2 separate regions of the Homo sapiens genome follow, and region 2 is linked to region 1. Evidence: chromatin loops called from intact Hi-C (ENCODE). Cell type or tissue: mammary epithelial cell. All regions are shown on one strand. Each heading gives the region's core, and the rest is flanking DNA. Links, peaks and the distances in the headings are about the cores only.

Evidence for each region. Peaks named below come from ENCODE experiments on the same cell type or tissue, not always from the same donor. Only the 100,000 strongest peaks of a DNase experiment are listed, where the experiment ranks them.
Region 2: it touches region 1 in a loop (3-fold over the local background); 4 of 110 quality-filtered maps call a loop at or near these places.

Annotation. Positions count from the first base shown.
Region 1 is chr2:65,560,438-65,571,060 of GRCh38, reverse strand. No RefSeq gene overlaps it. Among named protein-coding and RNA genes, the nearest start is that of LINC03050, 37 kb to the left of the region's middle. In mammary epithelial cell, for the core only: no CTCF peak of the experiment used is centred there; DNase peaks (open chromatin) are centred at 3,620 and 4,230; H3K4me3 peaks cover 1,010 bases; H3K27ac peaks cover 2,027 bases.
Region 2 is chr2:65,310,517-65,321,139 of GRCh38, reverse strand. It overlaps SPRED2 (sprouty related EVH1 domain containing 2), which reads left to right. Exons shown (of 6, transcript NM_181784.3): 5 at 4,257-4,406; 6 at 6,971-10,289. The coding sequence ends at 7,639. Among named protein-coding and RNA genes, the nearest start is that of ACTR2, 88 kb to the right of the region's middle. In mammary epithelial cell, for the core only: a CTCF peak has its summit at 5,001; a DNase peak (open chromatin) is centred at 4,869; H3K27ac peaks cover 2,529 bases.

The DNA of each region.
Region 1 (10,623 bases), core at 792-8,791:
TGAGAGCCAAATCAAGACTGCAATCCCATTCACAATAGCCACACACAAAAATAAGGTACCTAGGAATATAGCTAACCAGAGAGGTGAGAGATCTCTACAGGGAGAATTATAAAACACTGCTGAAAAAACTCAGAGATAACACAAACAAATGGAAAAACATTCCATGTTCATGAATAGGAAGAATCAATATTGTTAAAATAGACATACTGTCCAAAGCTATCTACAGATTCAATGATATTCCTATCAAACTACCAATGACATTTTTCACAGAATTAGAAAAAGAAACATTCTAAAATTCATTTGGAACCAAAAAAGGGCCTGAATAGCCAAAACAATCCCAAGCAAAATGAACATAGCTGGAGGCATCACACTACCCAACTTTAAACTATGCTATAAGGATACAGTAACCAAAACCACATGGTACTGATACAAAAACACACATAGACCAATGGAACAGTTAGAGAACACAGAAATAAAGCCACACATCTACAACTATCTGATCTTTGACAAAACTGACAAAAACAAGGAACAGGAAAAGGTCTCTCTATTCGATAAATAGTGCTGGGATAACTGGCTAGCCATATGCAGAAGATTGAAACTGGACCCTTTCCTTACACCATGTACAAAAATCAACTCAAGATGGATTAAAGACTTAAATGTAAAACTTAAAACTATAAAAACCCAGGAAGAAAATCTAGGAAATAACATTCTGGACATTGACCCAGGCAAAGACTTCATTATGAAGCCTCCAAAAACAGTAACAAAAAAAAAAAAAAATTGACAAGTGGGACCTAATTAAACTAAACAGTCTCTGAAAAGCAAAAGAAACTATCAGCCGGGCGCAGTGGCTCACGCCTATAATCCCACCACTTTGGGAAGCCGAGGCGGGCGGATCACAGGGTCAGGAGTTCAAGACCAGCCTGACCAACATTGTGAAACCCCATCTCTACTAAAAATACAAAAATTGGCCAGGCATGGGGTGCCTGCCTGTAATCCCAGCTACTCAGGAAGCTGAGGCAAGAGAATTGCTCGAACCCGGGAGGCGAAGGTTGCAGTGAGCAGAGACCGCACCACTGCACTCCAGCCTGGGCAACAGAGCGAGACTCCGTCTCAACAGGAGAGAGTGAAAGAGAGAGAGAGAGAAAAGAAAGGAAAAAAGAAAGAAAAGAAAAGAGGGAAGGAAGGAAGGAAGGAAAGGAAGGAAGGAAGAAAGAAAGAAAAGAAAAGAAAAGAAAGAAGAAAGAGAAAGAAAGGAAGGAAGAAAGAAAGAGGAAAAGAAAAGAATAGAATGAATCACTGGGCACAATGGCTCATGCCTGTAATCCCAGCACTTTGGGAGGCCGAGGAGGGTGGATCACCTGAGGTCAGGAGTTTGAGACTAGCCTGGCCAACATGGTGTAACCCTGTCTCTACTAAAAATACAAAAATTAGCCAGGCATGGTGACAGGTGCCTGTAATCCCAGCTACTCAGGAGGCTGAGGCAGGAGAATCGCTTGAACCCGGGAGGTGGAGGTTGCAGTGAGCAGATATCGCACCATTTCACTCCAGCCTGGGTGAAAGAGCAAAACTCTGTCTCAAAAAAATAAACAAATAAACTGTCAACAGAGTAAACAGACAACCTACAGAATGGGAGAAATATTTGCAAACTATACATTTGACAAAGGTCTAATATCAAGAATCTATAAGGAACTCAAATAAACAGGCGAAAATCAACCCCATTAAAAAATGGACATGAACAGATACTTCTCATAAAAAGACACTCACGCAGCCAACAAGCATATAAGAAAAAATGCTCAATATCACTAATCATGAGAGAAACGCAAATCAAAACCACAACGAGATACTATCTCACACCAGTTGAATGGCTATTAGTAAAAAGTCAAAAAATAACAGATGCTGGCAAGGTTGTAGAGAAAAAGGAATGCTTATACACTGCTGGTGGGAATGTAAATTAGTTCAGCCACTGTGAAAAGCAGTCTGGAGATTTCTCAAAGAACTTAAAATAGAACTATCATTTGATCCAGCAATCTCATTACTGGGTATATACCCAAAGGAATATAAATGGTTCTACCATAAAGACACAAGTACATGTATGTTCATTACAGCACTATTCACAACAGCAAAGACATGAAATCAACATAAATGCCCATCAATGGTAGGCTGGATTAAAAGAATGTGGTACATACACACCATGGAATGCTATACAGGTATTTTTTTAAAAATGAGATCATGGCCTTTGCAGCACATGGGTGGAGCTGCAGGCCATTATCCTAAGCAAATTAACACAGGAACAGAAAACCAAATGCCACATGTTCTCACATACAAGTGGGAGCTAAACATCAAGTACACATGGACTCAAAGAAAGGAGCAATAAGGCCAGGCACAGTGGCTCATGCCTGTAATCCCAGCACTTTGGGAGGCCGAGGCAGGCAGATCACCTGAGGTCGGAAGTTCGAGACCAGCCTGACCAACATGGAGAAACCCCATCTCCACTAAAAATACAAAATTGGCCAGGCGTGGTGGCACATGCCTGTAATCCCAGCTACTCGGGAGGCTGAGGCAGGAGAATCACTTGAACCCGGGAGGCAGAGGTTGTGGTGAGCCAAGATCGCACCATTGCACTCTTCAGCCTGGGAAACGAGTGAAACTCTGTCTCAAAAAAAAAAAAAAGGGAGCAATAGACACAGGGGCCTATTTGAGGGTGGAGGGTGGAAGGATGGTGAGGATTGAAGAACTACCTATCAAGTACTATACTGATTACCTGGGTGACAAAATTATCTGTGACCACGTAACTTACCCATGTAACAAACCCATGCATGTAACCCTTGAGTCTAAAATAAAAGCTGGAAAAAAAGAGAGAGAGAAAAGGCCTATAATAATTTTATGTACTTATGTATTTTTTAAGATAAAAGTTACACAGGTACGCAATCAAAATTTTAAGCCATAGTGGAGGCTATAAATGAAAAGGAAAACCTTTCTTATCTCCATTCCCACTCCCAACCCCCAAACTCTTCATTCTAAGACAAAACATATTGCACTAGGACTATCCCAGAGTTCTGTAGAATATTGGATGACTCCATAGGAGTTATCCCCATATCCTAGGAACATGTCACCATGTGAGAGCTGTGGGCTGAAGAATCGTGACCTGGGGGTTGCCGAAAGTCCCCACCTACAACCAAAAGAAAGAAAAAAATGCCCATCAGGGTGTCTGCAAATCCCACCCCCAAAGCCACTCTTTAAGAGCCTTCTGGAGTCTCCCTCTCTCTTTGAGATGGAGTCTCCTCTGTCGCCCAGGCTGGAGTGCAGTGGGGCGACCTTGGCTCACTGCAAGCTCCACCTCCCGGGTTCACACCATTCTCCTGCCTCAGCTTCCCGAGTAGCTGGGACTACAGGCACCCGCCACCACTCCCGGCTAATTTTTTTTTTTTGTATTTTTACTAGAGATGGGGTTTCACTGTGTTAGCCAGGATGGTCTCGATCTCCTGACCTCGTGATCCGCCCACCTCGGCCTTCCAAAGTGCTGGGATTACAGGCGTGAGCCACCGCGCCCGGCCGAGGCTCCCTCTCTCTGTAGGGTTAAGTTATGATGTTGCCTGGGAAGCATGACTCACAGTCAACAGGCTATCACACATTCGTGCTCGTGGAACCCCACCTACAAGGAGCCTCTAGAACTGCGCTCTCTAATAGCCACTAGACACATATGGCTATTCAAATCTAAATTAGTTAACATTTAAAATTCAGCTAAACCATGAAGTCTAGCACCCCCTTTCCTGCACCCCCCTCACTATTCCTGGGCAACCACCGACCCTATGTACATGGGGTTGACCCCAGCTGTCCAGAGGCACAGATGGAAAGAAACTGGAAGGTACCACAGTGCCTAGCTAGAGTCAACTCAGCCCCCAGGACTCTCCTTTAAAATCTTTCTGCCGCGTCTCAACTGGCATTTTTGTTGAAGATGAACCACTTAGGACCTCACCAGGAGTCCAGAGTGGTGTGAGTACAACCAAGCAAGCCGAGCGAGAAAGGAGCCCCTGTGAGGAAGAGCTCCCACCCACCAATCCCAAACCCACTTCTCTTCCATGTCTTGATCCATATACGGCTTTCAGGACCCTGTGCCAAGACCCCGACAAGCTCAGGATCTTCTTCCGAAGTCAGAGCTAAGACAGTCTCAGCCCCAAACCACAGCCGGAATCACATGTCCAGACCAGCACTGAACACGCCCATCTGCCAGCGGAACAAAAGAACACCTTCCCCGGGGTGCCCAAATCCATCTGAGCAAGCAGCCCGCAGGGATTCCAGCTTTATCAGAAAAGTCATGCTGAGCCCTTTGGTAAGGATTTGCTGAGAAGAGAGGGCACCGCACCCCAAAAACAAACCAAAACAGCCCCAGGACACCCTGAGAAAAAGAGAAATTTCCCAGAGCTTCTCCTGGCAGGACTGTATCTAAATTGCCACCCAAAAAAATCCCAGAGTAACAGTAATTCCCCCACTGGTTCAAAAACACCAACAACACAGCAAGCTAACTTGAACTTCAAGCTGCCACATGCTATAATGAGTGTGTGGCTAAATACCTTTCACGAAATCTAAAATATAAGCCACACAATATCTCCTCTCAGCAACTCAAGCACACACATGCACACACTCAACTGAGTGTTTTCATGGCAAATGAAATATACCCTGTGAAAAGTTCCTCTGAAAATTTTCTTCTGAATTTTCATACCAGCCAAGTGAGTTTCACAGAAGCCGAGAAATACAGAAGCAAGTTTTTGCCCTTTTTTGCCCTTCTTTCCCACTCTTTTCCTCCTTCATGCCCTGTCTACTGCCCTCCCACTCCAGCCAAGTGAGCTCTGCCAGAGACAGCAGCGTGGGCATCTTTACAGCGCAGACTTCACTAGCCGCACAAGCCTGTGGCCACCTGGACCAGTGAGGAAAGAGACTGAGTTTAATCACGCTGACCAGCATCCCAGGGGCCTCCCCTCAGGGTGCGTGGAAGGAAGGAGCGGTTCCAGCAGTTCAACCAGATCTGAGAGCAGGCCTTGGTCGCCTCCCTAGCAAGGCGGCAGATTGTGAGTCTGGGTCCCCAGAGATGAGGTCTGCCCTCGGCTACCGTCCAGGGGGAGGGAGAAAGCCTGGCAAGGTTCAGGCCCTTCTATGCCAGTGAAGCACACAGTGGACCAAGTGCAGTGCCTGTGGACAGCAGCTCCAGCCTGGCGCAGGCCCAGCCCAGAAAGCTGCACCCTAGCCATAAACTTCTTTAGTGATTTCTGGGCTTCAGAACCCTTCATTATAAAGCAAACAGCCAAGAAAGGGAAAATCTTCGGGTTTATCAGTTACCAACATCCAGTTGCCATGAGGAAGTAGGAAACAGGCTACATGAGGACCAGCAGGAACTCAAAGCAAAGGCCAAGAAAATGGAGAGGACGGGCCAGGCACCGGTGGCTCACACCTGTAACTCCAGCACTTTGGGAGGCCAAGGCAGTGGATCACTTAAGCCCAAGAGCGGCCTCAAGACCAGCCTGGGCAACAGGGTGAAATCCTGTCTCTACTGAAAAAAAGAAAGAAAAAAAAATAATAAGCTGGGCATGGTACTGTTCACCTGTAGTCCCAGCTACTGGGGAGGCTGAGGTGGGAAGATCACCTGAACCCAGGAAGTCGAGGCTGCAGTGAGCCATGATCGTGGCACTGCACTCCAGCCTGGGGAACCAGAGTGAGATCCTGCCTCAAAAGAAAAGGAAGAGGGTGGTGGAGCAGAGGTGTCATTTTGGCCAACTTCCAATCTAGTCCAAGTTCAGGGACCCCGTATCTGGTCCACACACTAGTTCCCAAGGGTTTAGCCAGAGCCCTGGCTCAGGTCACATGGGGAACAACAGCTTTCTGCTGGGCAACCAGGGGAAACAAGGCCCAAAAGCATCTGTCAATCCGTGAGTCTGTCTGTCTGTCTGTCGACAAGACGACAGCTCTTGGCTTGAGCAGCCCTTGCCAAGGAGGCTAGATACAGAGGCCCTCCAGCAAATGGGACTCACAGATGTGTTCAGTTTGTCTGATACAGTATTGGCCCATGCAGAGTTTCTAAAGTTTGAAATCATTGCCAGCATTTAAAGATCAAGAGAAGAATTCCACCTTAAAAAAAAAAAAATCCAGATCATTGCTTCTCTTGAGAAATCAGCTCTCTGGCTCCATTGTGTTTACTTTCTGGCCAGAGCCGAGTCATGGCTGTCCCTTTGCAGCTGGGCATGTGCCCTCCACAGTCCCCCACTCTCCCTCCACTGTCCTCCACTCTCCACTGTCTCCCAACGCTGGAGCCCCTTTTACAGGCTATTCATCGCAGCTGTGGCTATAGCCTTAATACGCACTCCCAGCCGGCTTCCCTTGTGTGTGATGCCTCTGGTCCCATAAGCAATGGGCTGGGGCCTTACCCTAATGCATCTGAGCAGAGGCTGTACCCTGGGGGCATAAAGAGGCCATGGCAGTCCCAGTGCCCCCCAGCTGGAGGGCACAGGCTACTGGGGAGTTCAGGGGAGTGTATAGGAGAGCATTTTGCCTGAGGACCCTATGTTCTGCCGCCCAGAAAGAGGAGGCTGCAGGTTGGTCTGTCAACACCAATACTGGCCTTGGTGGAGGCTGGCAGGCCTGTATCCTCACCAATCTGGTCAGGAAGAGCACATGCAAACCCAAGGGAGGCTGCCATGGCCAGCTCTGCTGCAGGTGCTGCCCAGAGAACCTCCAGACACACGCTCAGTGCGCCGAGGTTGCAGGAGAAGCAGCACCCCAGAGAAGCAGGGCCTGATGTTGATGACACTGATGGCCAGGCTCAGTGGTATTGGGATCCCAGGGACAGCAGAGGGGTCTCCCTTATGGGACGGGGTGTTCTCATCCTGAAGCCCCCCACTTTCTCAGTCAGGGTCTCTGAAAAGAAGTGAATGGAACCATCAGAGGGTGTAACTGGGGAGCGGGTAATGGGGACTGGTTACCCAGGTATTTAAACTGCTCTTAGAGACCAGTTAAACCCATGAATGTAGCTCTTACTGTGTCCTCCGGTTTGGAGTGCTATTTGTAACTTGTGAGTGTCAGGACATTAGGCATCATTCCTTTAGGTGTCATCAGGTCTTAGAGCAGGATGGGCCTTCAGCAATCATCTGATGGGCGTCTCTTCCATCAACAGAGAAATGAAGCCCAAGAGGTCAAAAAACGCATATAAGGGGCCAGAGCTAGTGACCAGCAGAACCAGAAGTAGAACCCAGGAGCCCTGACTTCCGACTCAGCCCTTCCCACTGCCCCACACTGCTGCCATCACCTGGAAAGGAAATGGAGCAATGTTGTAGGCAACTAAATTCTTACTTGATTGAGCCCAGATTTCTATTTTTGTTTCTTTTTTTTTTTTTTTTTTCCTCACTCTGTCGCCCAGGCTGGTGTACAGTGGCGTGATCTCGGCTCACTGCAACCTCTGCCTCCCGGGTTCAAGTGATTCTTCTGCCTCAGCCTCCCTAGCAGCTGGGACTACAGGCACCCGCCACCATGCTGGCTAATTTTTTGTATTTTTAGTAGAGACGGGGTTTCACCATGTTAGCCAGAATGGTCTTGATCTCCTGACCTCGTGATCCGCCTGCCTCGGCCTCCCAAAGTGCTGGGATTACAGGTGTGAGCCACCATGCCAAGCCCAGACGACATAATTCTTACAGAATACCCTTTCCAGTAGCTTTCGGGAAATGACCCAGCTATAACACCACCTTAGGTGTGAGCAAGGTGCCAGCTTGAACTACCTGTTCCCATCTAGTTACTCAATCTGGGAAGGGCAGTCACAATATCCATGCCTGGGTCACTGCTGCAGAGTGAGCTGGGTGGCTCCCAAAGATAGGTGTCAGAGGTGGAAGTCATACTCATGACTGCCTGCTCCTTTTTGAACTTACTCCCCAGCCACCAGGCAAATGCGCAGGAGCTCTGCAGAGCATCCCAGTCTGGCCTATTGCCCACACCTTGCCCAGGCATTGGCTGCCACCTTGGCCCAGTTACACCAGCGGGAAGAGAGCTGTGTGGGGACCACAGAAGGTCACCACAGTAACCCAGATAATCCACTCATGCTGCAAAAATAGAAAGCAGCCTCCAGGCCGGAGGCATTCTAGGGTGGAGGGAGCCCTTTGAATTTTTTAGTGAACTTGGGTAAAAGCTCCTGGGTAGTCACTCTGCAAGGATTTTAAGGATTATCTAGAATGTTCAATAAATGTTTGTTGATTGATGCTTTTAATGTTCTTTGATCTTTTAAGTGGAAACTGTCATTTCAAGGGAAGTCCTTTTGTTTTCAGTTTCTTGGGATTACTGTGCAGGGACTAGTGATTGACAAATTCTTACACATTTTCCTCTAATTTCAAAAGTGTTTGCTCTTCACATTATATGTGATATGGTTTGGATTTGTGCCCCCACCCAAATCTCATGTCAAATTATGATCTCCAGTGTTGGAGGTGAGGTCTGGTGGGAGGTGATTGGATCACGGAGGCAGACTTCCCCCTTGCTGTTCTCATGATAGTGAGTGAGTTCTCATGAGATCTGGTTGTTTAAAAGTGTGTGGTACCTTACTCCTCTCTCTCTTCCTTCTGCTCCAGCCATGTAAGACGTACCTGCTTTCCCTTCACCTTCCACCATGATTGTAAGTTTCCTGAGGCCTCCCCAGCCATGCTTCCTGTACAGCCTGCAAAACCATGAGCCAATTAAACCTCTTTTATTTATAAATTACCCAGTCTCAGGTAGTTCTTTATAGCAGTGTGAGAATGGACTAATACAACGTGTGTGTGTGTATGTGTATGTGTATTCTCTTAAATTGCTCAGGCATATATGTCCTGAAAAGGCCGTATTTTCCACCATGGCTAAGCTGGCTGTGGCCCAGCCCTGGTGCTGGTGGGACCTCAGGCTCCTGCTCCCTGAGAAGGGAAGACCTAAGTAGGCAGGAGGAGCCAAGACAGCAGCTGCCTGAAAGCAGCGGCCGTTTTAAAGAGTCTTCAAGGTCCCAAATCCACAACAGGGAGGCAGAGAGGGAGGAGAGAGCAATAAAAAAGAAAGTAATCAAGTATGAAGATTATCCTCCATGGCTTTAATTCTATTTCCCCACTTCCAAAACAAACAGATGTACCAGTTTGCTTCTTAGGGCTAAGTGTGGTTAATACAACATTCCACAGCTCTCCACCCTCACCCCTGCCCTGTCAGGCCCACAGGTGGCGAAACCATACAATTTATTGTCATATATATAGAAAGTATATATACAATATATATGCAATATATACAATTCATTCTATATACACTATATATACACACACCATGTATATATACACACAATATATACACACACACACACTACATAGTATGAATTGTTACTATATATATATACATATACATTTAAAGCTTAAATGTCTCCTGGGCCTTGAGCAGGGGAGACTGATAGGTCTTCCCTTGCATTGATCTGAAATCCATTCCCCTGTTCCATAACATATATCCCCAGGAACTGAACATAACAAAGCACCAAGTTTTCTTTCTTCCACGGGATGAAACCTTGAGATAACTAAAAACTGCACTGACGCCTTCCCTGAGTTTCTGTTTTCTAACCCAAATGTCCCTGGTTCCATTGCTCATACGCCTCATCACCATCCAGTACAGTCGCAGCCATCTTTTCAAATGCGGTGCTTAAGGACTCAACACACTGCTCAATCCGTGAATACTGCAGTTCTATCAACTCCCATTTGCCAGATGCTATAGTTCTGTATATAAAACCTAAGATTCTACTAACAGTTTGGGTAGCCTCATGGCATTCTTTTTTCTTTTAATCCATTTTACCAACCCTACTCTCTAGTGTATGGAAGACGCTCAATAAATGATTCTGAGACGGAGTCTCACTCTGTCACCCAGGCTGGAGTGCATGATCTCTGCTCGCTGCAACCTCCCCACCCCCGGGGTTCAAGCAATTCTCCTGCCTCAGGCTGCCAAGTAGCTGGAATTACAGGTGCCTGCCACCACGCCTGGCTAATTTTTGTATTTTTAGTAAAGACGGGGTTTCACCATCTTGGCCAGGCTGGTCTTGAACTCCTGACCTTGTGATCCACCCACCTCTGCCTCCCACCACTCCTAGCCAATAAATGATTCTTCACTAAATGAATAGGTAGAATGAGTGTTTGGTACACACTGAGCTTTCTGTAGACTCACTTTTTTTCTTTTTTTGAGACGGAGTCTCAATCTGTCGCCAGGCTAGAGTGCAGTGGCGCAATCTCGGCTCATTGTAACCTCCACCTGGCCAGGTTCAAGCGATTCTCCTGCCTCAGCATCCTGCCTCAGCCAGGATGGTCCCGATCTCTTGACCTCGTGATCCGCCTGCCTCAGCCTCCCAAGGTGCTGGGATTACAGGCATGAGCCACCACGCCTGGCCTAGACTCACTTTTAAAATACGTGCATTTCAGAATAGATAGTGTTGATGTTGCACAACAATGTCATGTAATTAATGCCATTGAATTGTAGATTTAAAAATGGGAAATGGGGCCAGGTGTAATTCCAGCACTTTGGGAGGCCAAGGTGGGTGGATCATTTGAGGTCAGGAGTTCAAGACCAGCCTGGCCAACATGGCAAAACCCCACCTCTACTAAAAAT
Region 2 (10,623 bases), core at 1,118-9,117, 250 kb after region 1:
CGAGCACAGAGTAGTCACAGGGGACCTCTGCTTTTGTTCTTCAAAGCCCTAACAGTTCTTAGACCCCCACTGGAGAGCAAGGGGAGTGTAGATACAGTTGGGAGCATGTGATTGCCAACTTTTTCATTGAAGGTGACAGCTTTCAGATTGGTAGGTTGGTAGGTGTCAGTAGCTTGTGCACAGAAATAACAGAGAGATGTTTAAGAATCTTGCTTGTGTATTAGGTATGTGCATACCTCAGGTGGGCTGCTTTTCTGCAGCCCACGGAAACCAGGGCAGAGTTATAGGAGAGCCAGTTCAGAGGTGCATGAGGGTAAAAGGAGATTTTTTTTCCCCTTTGCCTTTCTTGGAGATGCCCTGGTAGTACATTCCTTTTGTTTGTAGGTCACACTAGCTGCTTTGTAAGAATCATCTGTTAGTATCCATCTGAAATAGCCTTGGCTTCCAATGGAATCTTCTGGGAGTTCAGACAACCCTGAACAGCTGGGCCTGGAAGACTGCAGGCTCGGCTAGGACGCAACCTCAGCTCTGCCCTCAGGAGGCAGTAGACTGTGGACATGCCTCTCGAGGTCTTCTGGCCTTCTTGCTTCACTGTAGAAATTCGTCATCAGATAAGGCCTTTCTCAGTCTCACATCCTCTGACAAATGTCTGGGGAGCTTTGCACTGGACTGTGCAGGGAGAGAGGGCTGGGGAGGTGGGATGGGAATATCGGAAGGTAGCATTTCTGATCGACTAATGAGTCCTAGGAAAAGCCGGATGTGCCTCATTTCTCAGAAGGACTTTCTACACATTGTTAACCCAAAAGTGGGTCACAGAAAATAGGCTGAGTTAGGGTGAACAGATGACTAACACAGTGGTGACCGTGGTGTGTTAAATGGGCTTCTGAGAACTAAGTACTGAGAGCTTATTACAATGTTCAACACAAGGCTAACTTCTAACCTAATAGATGACTGTAACGTGGCTGTTGGATAAGAATTTAACTCTTGAGATTTGAATCACACTGAAAGGCCCTGATTACTCATTTGAGAGGTATTTATTGAGATCTGTAGTAACCTTTGTACTGTGAGACATCATCTCCTCATCTCCTGGGTTTGTATACAGCAGGGTGTACCTTGTGACTTGGAGAAGTTGTGTTTTGTGTTAATCTCAACAAAATACCTCTTAGCATAGGAGCTGGAAGTGGACTTACCTGGCTGTGAGAGGCAGCAGTGTGTGGGGCCTATTAGAAATCTCCCTGGGCTTTGTGGTCAGGGAGGCTGCATTTCAGTCCCAGCTCTGCCAGTGACTGTGCTGCCATGGCCTGGATTCACCATCTCTCAGAGTCCCTTAGTGCCAGTGTGTGACATGGAGATAGTGTTTTACCTGTGACCTGCTGGCCATGCTGAGGAACCGTGTCCACAAGTAGCTCAGGGCCTGGCACACCATAAGCACTCACACATATGACACCAAGAAGAGTTGTTTGTGAGGAAGAGGAGGGAACCTGGGGAGGAGTAAGGGGTAGAGAGAAGCCAGGAGTGTGGTGCCTGTGGGACTGCTTTGGAAGGAATCCATAGTGAAGGGAAAGTGCACCCAAGTGACAAACCCAGTGTATTCTGGCTTAAGTCACAAAAGAGAATTGGTGTCATCATTGGGACATCCTCGAGTGGTCAGGATTCAGGCTTGGCTGGATCCAGCAGCTCAAAGGGACTAAGGGTGGCTTCTCTTGCTCCCATCCTCAGACAAGTCCTTTCCCCACACCCGTGCCAGGATTCAAGGCTTATAGGACCCTTAGATCTTGATTACAGAAATGGAGACAGCTGCTTTTCTGACCGCTCTGTCAAAAGTCTCTCTATATTGCTTCGGAGAGCACCGTGTGTTCATATTGAAATTAGTCACCATGGCTTGGGGGATCAGAAGCAGGCATCAGCCATGCATGGCATAGACCAAACCCAAGTAGAGAAACATCCAGGAGGGTTGGGTCTCCAGAGGGATGCTGCACATGTGGACCAAGGTGTAAAAACTAACAATGCTTATGTTGCATAATGGAAATATGGGTGTGTTTTTCCTAAATTCTTGTAGTGCTTTTTTTCTAAGTATGTACTACTTTATAAATGAGAGGAGGATAAAAAGAACTTTTGTAAGTCTATTTGTTTTGCCCTTGTCCCTAAAATGATTTATGATAGCTAACAAAAACATGTAAAGTGATAGATAAGTCAGGGTATGGTGGCTCATGGCAGTAATCCCAGCATATTGGGAGGCCAAAGCAGGAGGATCACTTGAGCCCAGGAGTTCAAGACCAGCCTGGGCAACTTGGCAAGACCCCCGTCTCTACAAAAAATACAAAAATTAGCCAGGGGTGGTGGTGCACACCTATTGTCCCGGCTACTCAGGAGGCTGAAGCAGGGGGATCACTTGAGCTGTGTTCATGCCACGGCACTCCAGCTTGGGTGACAAAGCAAAATCCTGTCCCAAATACATAAATAAATACATTTAAAAATATATATATAAGCAAATGAGATGAGGGGAATATACAAGTAAGAAACAGTAGCCAAAGGAAAGTTCCTGTAGATTTGCAAGAAAGAGAGCATCTAGAGATCAGAAAAAGCCTTTTCTTTTCATCTGTTTAGTTGGGGAATGGTAGAGGGTGGAGAGATATGTCACTCTAAGCAAGCAGAAGGAAGGGTAGGGATTCTGGGGGTCCTGGTTTTAAAGATGGTTGCCAGCTGCATCTAACAAGGCCCCTGGATAGCCCCTGGGCCCAGAGGGTTGTGGAGTATGACCACCACCTGGGGTCGCCTGGCCTGCTCCGTTGTGTCTCAGGTGGGAGTATTAGTCTATTTTCTCGCTGCTGATAAAGACATACCGGAGACCGGGCAATTTTCAAAAGAAAGAGATTTAATTGGACTTACAGTTCCGCATGGCTGGGGAGGCCTCACAATCATGGCGGAAGGCAAGAAGGAGCAAGTCACATCTTACGCGGATGGTGGCAGGCAAAAAAAGAGCTTGTGCAGGGGAACACCTCTTTTTAAAACCATCAGATCTGAGACTTATTCACTATCCCGAGGACAGCACGGGAAAGACTTGCCCCAATGATTCACTTACCTCCCAGCAGGTCCCTCCCACAAATTCATGATGAGTTTTGGTTGGGGACACAGCCAAACCATATCAGGTGGCATACTGGGTGCCTGTGGGATCTGCTTGTACAGTGCGCACTGATAGCTAATCACCTTCCAAAGACATGGTTACGGAGACTCCAGTCTTAACTTGACATCTCTACTGGGCAAAACAGCTCTGTACTCCCCCTTCACAGAGGTGGCCTCTGTTTTTCTATGCAGTCATCCATCTCACTTCCAGTTTAAAGTGACCTCCAAGTCTTGCTCCCAACCCCAAAGATACAAAATTTATTCTTGGAAATCCAGTACTCAAGATACGCCAGCCAGCGGTATCCTTACCTCTGAGACTCTCCCAGGTGGAGATTTCCCCCCTCCATATAAACACGTGGGTTTCATTTTTGCCTGTGTGCGTCTTCCCTGCTTGCCATAACACCTCACAACCAGGGCCACAGATGGGATAACCATTCTTTTATTTATGTTTTGTTTTTGTTGTTGTTGTTGTTGTTGTTGTTGTTGTTGTTGTTGTTGTTGTTTGAGATGGAGTCTTGCTCTGTCACCCAGGCTGGAGTACAGTGGCTCAGTCTTGGCTCACTGCAGCCTCCGCTTCCCGGGTTCAAACAATTCTCCTGCTTCAGCCTCCCGAGTAGCTGGGATTATAGGCACCTGCCACCATGCCTGCCTAATTTTTGTATTTTTAGTAGAGACAGGGTTTTGCCATATTGGCCAGGCTGCTCTTGAACTCCTTACCTCAGGTGATCCGCCCGCCTTGGCCTCCCAAAGTGCTGGGATTACAGGCATGAGCCCCCGCGCCTGGCCAGGGTAACCATTCTTGATCAAACTAGAACACAAACCTTTGGGGAGCCTGGTATATCCAGCCTTTCCCCCCGCACCCAGTCACTATTCCCGCATTTAAGAAAAACCTACCTTTCCAGGGTCTGGTGGCTGGGCTTCTCTGCCTGTTGAACCAGCCACATTGTGTTTAGACAATCTGGCCATTCAGGGGTCCTCCTGTTGTAGCCAAGACAAACTCAAGATTTTGGGAAGAGCAGCAAATTGCCACAACCAGGGAATAGCTAGTATTTGAATAGTGCATGTCAGGGTTTGCTGCGTGGGGTTTTTGTTGTTGTTTTTAAATTGACTCTTGGTTACCTCCCTCTACACAGACAGCTACAGACAGTTCTTCTAATTCCTCTCAGAAGAGAGAGCAACCTACTCGGACAATCTCCTCTCCCACATCCTGTGAGCACCGGAGGATTTATACCCTGGGCCACCTCCACGACTCATACCCCACAGACCACTATCACCTCGATCAGGTGAGCAGCAGCCCTGTTCCTCTGAGGGCATCAGGGTGGTGCCTCTGATTCTGGAATGGCCTCTTTCCCCTCCTATTCAGCCAAATTCCATGACCACAGGCCTCTCCTGCTCCTGCCTTTACCCCCACTTCATATTGAAAGTGGCATTGGTGGTGGCACCTCAGCCTCATCCAGTGTTTTCTGTGTGCCAGACACCTTGCCAGACCCTTTATATGCTTTATGTGGTTTAATCCTCAGAAACTGCCCCACAAGGCAAGTCTTCAGCCTCCCCAGGTTATCGATGAGGAAGCTGAGGCTTAGAGAGGTGGAGTATCTGATGGAACGAGATTCAAATCCAAGCCTGTTCTCACCCAGGGGGCTACACTGCGTCCTGCATTCCTCTGTCCAAAGGGCCTCCCAGCTTTGTGTGGAAGCCCAGAGCCACAATCAGGACTAAGGAATGCTGCACACTTGGCTCGAGCCCCCAGCCTTACAGGCTACAGGCCCAGTCTTGCTCAGGCGGATGTAGCTGGAGCTCAGAATTCGGTAGTTCAACAAATATTTACCAAGTGGCTGCTTTGCAGAGCAAGTTCCCAAATCATGGGGCATGGACTGGTGCCTGTGTGGGGTGCTGTGGCCACTAGGCTGCTTTGAAATGAGAAAAAAGGGCAGTGAGTTGTTTTGTTTTGTTTTTAAACATAAAACTAGATTTATTTGACTCTTTTTAAAAAAATTATTTTAGATTGTGCTTCCTAATATTTTGGGATTAAAATGTCCTATTTAAAAATCACATTATTGGCCAGGTGCAGTGGCTCATGCCTGTAATCCCAGCCCTTTGGGAGGCCGAGGCAGGTGGATCACAAGGTCAGGAGATTGAGACCATCCTGGTTAACACGGTGAAACCCCGTGTCTACTAAAAATACAAAAAATTAGCTGGGTGTGGTGGCGGGCGCCTGTAGTCCCAGCTACTCGGGAGGCTGAAGCAGGACAATGGCGTGAACCCAGGAGGTGGAGCTTGCAGTGAGCCAAGATTGCGCCATTGCGTCATCGCAACAGAGCAAGACTCCATCTCAAAAAATAAATAAATAAATAAATATCACATTATGCTAGCAGTAGATGGAAATTAACTTTTTTACTTTCCTTACTGTCCAAAATAAAGAATTAGTAAAGCCCGTGTCAGTTTCCGAGATTTGTTTTGAAATCCTTCTGAAATCATGATTTTCAAAAATCTAGGCAACTCTGATACCAAGAATTTGACAGGAATTAAGGTAAAATGTGTGGGACATGGCCCTGCCCTCTGGTAGGAAGTGATGGGTAAATCTAATAAGCGCATGATCAAGTCCGTAACAATATGATAATGACTGTGATGGCGAGAGTTATCAAGTGCATCCTGTGAGCAAGGCTGTGAGCTGACACCCTCTGTAGATTGTTTCTCTTCATTCTCAAAACAGTCCTATGCAGTTCGACAGAAATGGAACCTGAGTCTTAGGTACTAGCTAGAAAATGTCAGCATTTGACTGCAGTGAGTCACTCCAGAGCCACGTTCCTCAACCCCTGAAAAACCTTCATGCCCAAAGGACTTCGAAAGCAAGAAGTCTCAGTTCTCTGCCTCCACTGAGAGGCCCTGGGTGAGCCAGGGTTATATGCATGTAATTAATAAATATTTATTCAGTGTCTGCTGCTCTGGACAAGGCAGGGTTGCAGCCTGTAGCAGGACTAACTGCAGAGAAAAGCCTCTTCCACCCTGAGGGAGAATGCAGCTTAGATTTGCAGGTTTCTAGAGGGTGTGGCTCTTGGTCTGGCCACTCACTATTTGTGAGATCCTGGCAGGAGTGAAACTTCAGTTTCCGGAGCCTTCACTCTATCCTTCTCCTGTCCGCATCTCACCAGATGACATGGTGAGCTACTGTTTCCTAGTGTCCCCTGTCTCTTGAAGGAGACACCCACAGGGAGAAATGCATCTCCTATTGTGATCCTTTGTGGACATATTGTGCACATATGGATAATGAAGTTTCGTAAAACAGGACTTACCTTCTCACATGTATTGCACTCCAGTGTCCTTATTCTATTTCAATTTTTAAAAAGCCAGCCTTACAAAAGAGAACATACCATACAAAAATAGGCAAAACTAATGCAGGCCTTTAGAAGTGAGTGTAGCCCTCACACTGGGGCTAGGAGATCCCTGAGGGAGGCGGAAGATACTCTGGGGCACAGGTCCTGTTCTGCCTCTTGATCTGAGTGTGCCATGCTCCTGAGAACGCATCACACTGTGCCCTTGCCATGTGCACACTCCCCTGCCTGTATGGCAGTGCGTCACCAGAAAGGGAAAATACTGCCGGTCTCAACCCACGAAATTGATTTCCTGGCCCATTAATGGATTGAGACTCTATTTGAAATACATCTCTGACTGGGCGACAGGATATTCAGTAATTTCAGGAAGGGTCTGTTTCTTCACGGAGCATCGTGATGGAGTTATCGAGAAAGGTGCATTTTGGACGGCTAGGGAGGGAGAAGGTGGGGTGTTTTTTTGTTTGTTTGTTTTTTGGCCGCTGCTGTAAAATAATGTCTCCTCTCCTACGGGACAGCCGATGCCAAGGCCCTACCGCCAGGTGAGCTTCCCGGACGACGACGAGGAGATCGTGCGCATCAACCCCCGGGAGAAGATCTGGATGACGGGGTACGAGGATTACCGGCACGCACCCGTCAGGGGCAAGTACCCGGACCCCTCGGAGGACGCGGACTCCTCCTACGTGCGCTTCGCCAAGGGCGAGGTCCCCAAGCATGACTACAACTACCCCTACGTGGACTCCTCAGACTTTGGCCTAGGCGAGGACCCCAAAGGCCGCGGGGGCAGCGTGATCAAGACGCAGCCCTCCCGGGGCAAGTCGCGGCGGCGGAAGGAGGACGGAGAGCGCTCGCGGTGCGTGTACTGCAGGGACATGTTCAACCACGAGGAGAACCGCCGGGGCCACTGCCAGGACGCGCCCGACTCCGTGAGAACTTGCATCCGCCGGGTGAGCTGCATGTGGTGCGCGGACAGCATGCTCTATCACTGTATGTCGGACCCCGAGGGAGACTATACAGACCCTTGCTCGTGCGATACTAGCGACGAGAAGTTTTGCCTCCGGTGGATGGCTCTTATTGCCTTGTCTTTCCTGGCCCCCTGTATGTGCTGTTACCTGCCCCTTCGGGCCTGCTACCACTGCGGAGTGATGTGCAGGTGCTGTGGCGGGAAGCACAAAGCGGCCGCGTGACTCAGTTTCCCTCCCTTCTCCCTCCATCCGCAGCCACAGGGGAACTCGTCTCTTACATACTCTCATCTTCTCCCCCGCTCCCTTCCACTCCAAGGAGCGAGGAGGGCAAGCGGCCTCCCAGCTCCCTGGTACCTCGAGGCACCATTCCAGCCAGGGACGCTGCCGGGTAGACTCTCCACTCCCCCTGCCGCCCACACTGCAGCAGCCACATCCATACACACACGCTCGCACAGTGTTCTGAGGAAGGAACCTTCGCCACAGACTCCTGTACTATTAACAATCTGTAACCAAGCTAACTGTCTCATCCATGTGTTGATTTCCTGTTTCCTCCTCCCCCGCCTCTTCCAGTTCAAAGGAGTCTGCAATTGGAACTGCTGATTTTCGGTGGGTTTTGTAGTTGATTTTTCCAAGAGCGTCGAAGACTCTCTTTCTCTTGGTTCACCTTGCCTGTCGCTAGCAAGCATCTGGTTCAGCGGAAATGGGATGTGAGAATGATGAAACCCGACAGAAGTATCTCAGCCTGCAGTCAGTTATTATGTATAGGAGGTGAGCTAGTTAACAAACTTGTACCACAAAACAATATCGCTTTAACTTTTCTAAAGCCAAATTTCCCATGTAAGCTGCAGTTTCTATCTTTAGCCCATCATCATTTTCTGCCCCCCCAAAATCTGTTGAAATGATTCACTGATGCAAAACATTCACCCGTAATAGACTGAGAATTGAGCCTTAACTTCAGATTAACTTGTGAGAATCAGGAAAATTCCTTCAACTGCATTGCATCCTCTTGGACCAGGGCTAGAATGGGGATTTCAGGTTTCTATGAGCCTCCCCATTACCCCTAAAGTAGAACATTTTTTAAATTGTGTTGCCACCACTTCTAAAAATTTAGCAATATTAGAATAGGATACTAGTGAAGTAAGAAATTTTGCTTGTTGTTTTGCAAACCAAATAGTTTCCTCAAACACAAATCAGTGTTCCCACGAACAAGTTCCAGTTGAGAAACACTAAGGTTATGGTGAATAAAACCATAGGGAGCTTCTTCCCCCCAACCCCTGGCTATTTTATATTAATGGGGAGAGGGGATTTTTAAATGTCATAAATTTGAAGAGTGGTGGGTTGCATTTTCTTCATGGGTTTATGTTTTCGTTTCATTTTGGACTCAATTTCACATCACCAAATTCCTCATTTATACTTGGGGAAAAAACAAGGCCATATGTAAAAACCCTTCCAATGCCTAAGTGTCTTTCTCCTGCAACTCCAAACCCAGACTCGCCACTTTGGGTGCACAGGTGGTTAGGTCAGCCAACTGGTTCTGCCTGTCGCCTTGCCACGGAGGAGGCTTCTAATTAGCTGGAAAAGAGTATTTTTCTAATACGTTGCAAGGATTAGCCAAATCTTCTTATTGAAGAAAGAAGAAAAGTGAAGAGTGGTTACCTATACCTAGCATAGTACAATCAGAACCTCGTGGAGACCACCGGGGACAGGCTTGCGGACGCCGGCTGTTCTTCCCGCCACGATCTTTCTGTGGTAGCGGCCAGCAGAAGACATGGCCTGCTCCCCACTCCCTTTCCCCACTCCTTCTTTATTGCACACAGGACACCAGTCTTCAAGGAAAGGGACTTTTTTCCAGTCTGCCAATCATATTGGGAAAGTGCTAGCTGTGCTCACCTTCATGGGGCTGTTTCCAGCTCGTCCACAAGCTCATCGATTTTCTTTAGTAGATTACCGGTGTAAATACCCAGTGTGCTTATGAGTCAGTTAGTAGACGTCTTCATTCATTGGAGTAACTGGTTTAGGCTTTCCAGTTTGGAAAAGGAGCAGAGAGCTGTCCATCTGGATTGATGGAAGAAAAGAGAACCTCATCCATGCCTGGAGAACATCTAGAAAACCTTCAGCCAGCCTCCAGTGCTGTCGAGAGACCACCTTCCCCCGACCCGGAGGCACTTCCTTGGGGTCTTTCTCTAGGGTCTCTTCTCTACAAAGCACAACACTAATGTTCGTTTCCTTAGACCTCAGTTCAAGTGCCCCTATTTATTTCAATAAGAACGCACATATCCCAGCTGTTTTTTGTTTGTCACCTCTATTTAGTTGTTACCTGTTTCTCTCTTCTTTCACCCCTTGTCCTTTTCCACCCTTTTAAGAGTTACGCTAGCAGATCTTACTCCACGTATACTTTTTGGTTTGTGAAGGCATCGGTTAAGGGCACAAAGACAGCCATGGGGACATTTATGTAAATACGTCTCTAATTGCCACACTGCAGCTGAACAGTGTGTAGTATTTTCCCAGTCAGCTTTGCCATACTGACGTCAATCATTTGAGAGAAATTATTCAGATTTTATTTTTGTATCTGTGGTAACAAAACATTAACCAAAAGATTTTCTGTCCAGAAGCCTCCCCGACCCCCCAAGCTATTTGCTCACATTAACAAATTAAAGTGCCTGAAGCATAATTCATTCTTTACCTGTATACTAAAAACCCTGTTGTATTGATTTTTTTATAATAAGCCTTTTTACCTCTGTGTAAAAAATATATATACAAGTGTATGATGTACATTTTAGTTCTTAACTTTTTTTTATGGTTTCTAATATGTATGACCAATGTAGCCATTGCTTTAAAATGTACCGTGTAAATATAAACACATCCTATCAGATCGCTGGCTTTGGGGTATTTGTCTGGCAGGAGACGAGGTGATGCTAGAGCGTTGGCAGATCTTGGAGTTCCCGCATACAGGATGGGACAGGGCTTCCTGTGCCGAAGGACATGTGGACACCGGTCTGTTTTTTCAAGGCCCTTTCCTCCTATGGTTATGTCATATTCCCAAGGGGAGACTGCAGCTCCTTGGGCTCGGATGCCTCAGTGAAAGGAAGGCTGCAGGCCACCGCCCAGGAACACCCCCTCTTCCTAGGCCTGGCTTCCCCAACGAGCGCTCCTCAGAGGGAACAGCTGTACTTCCTCTAAGTTGTTTTCCACTGATCCCTGCTGAA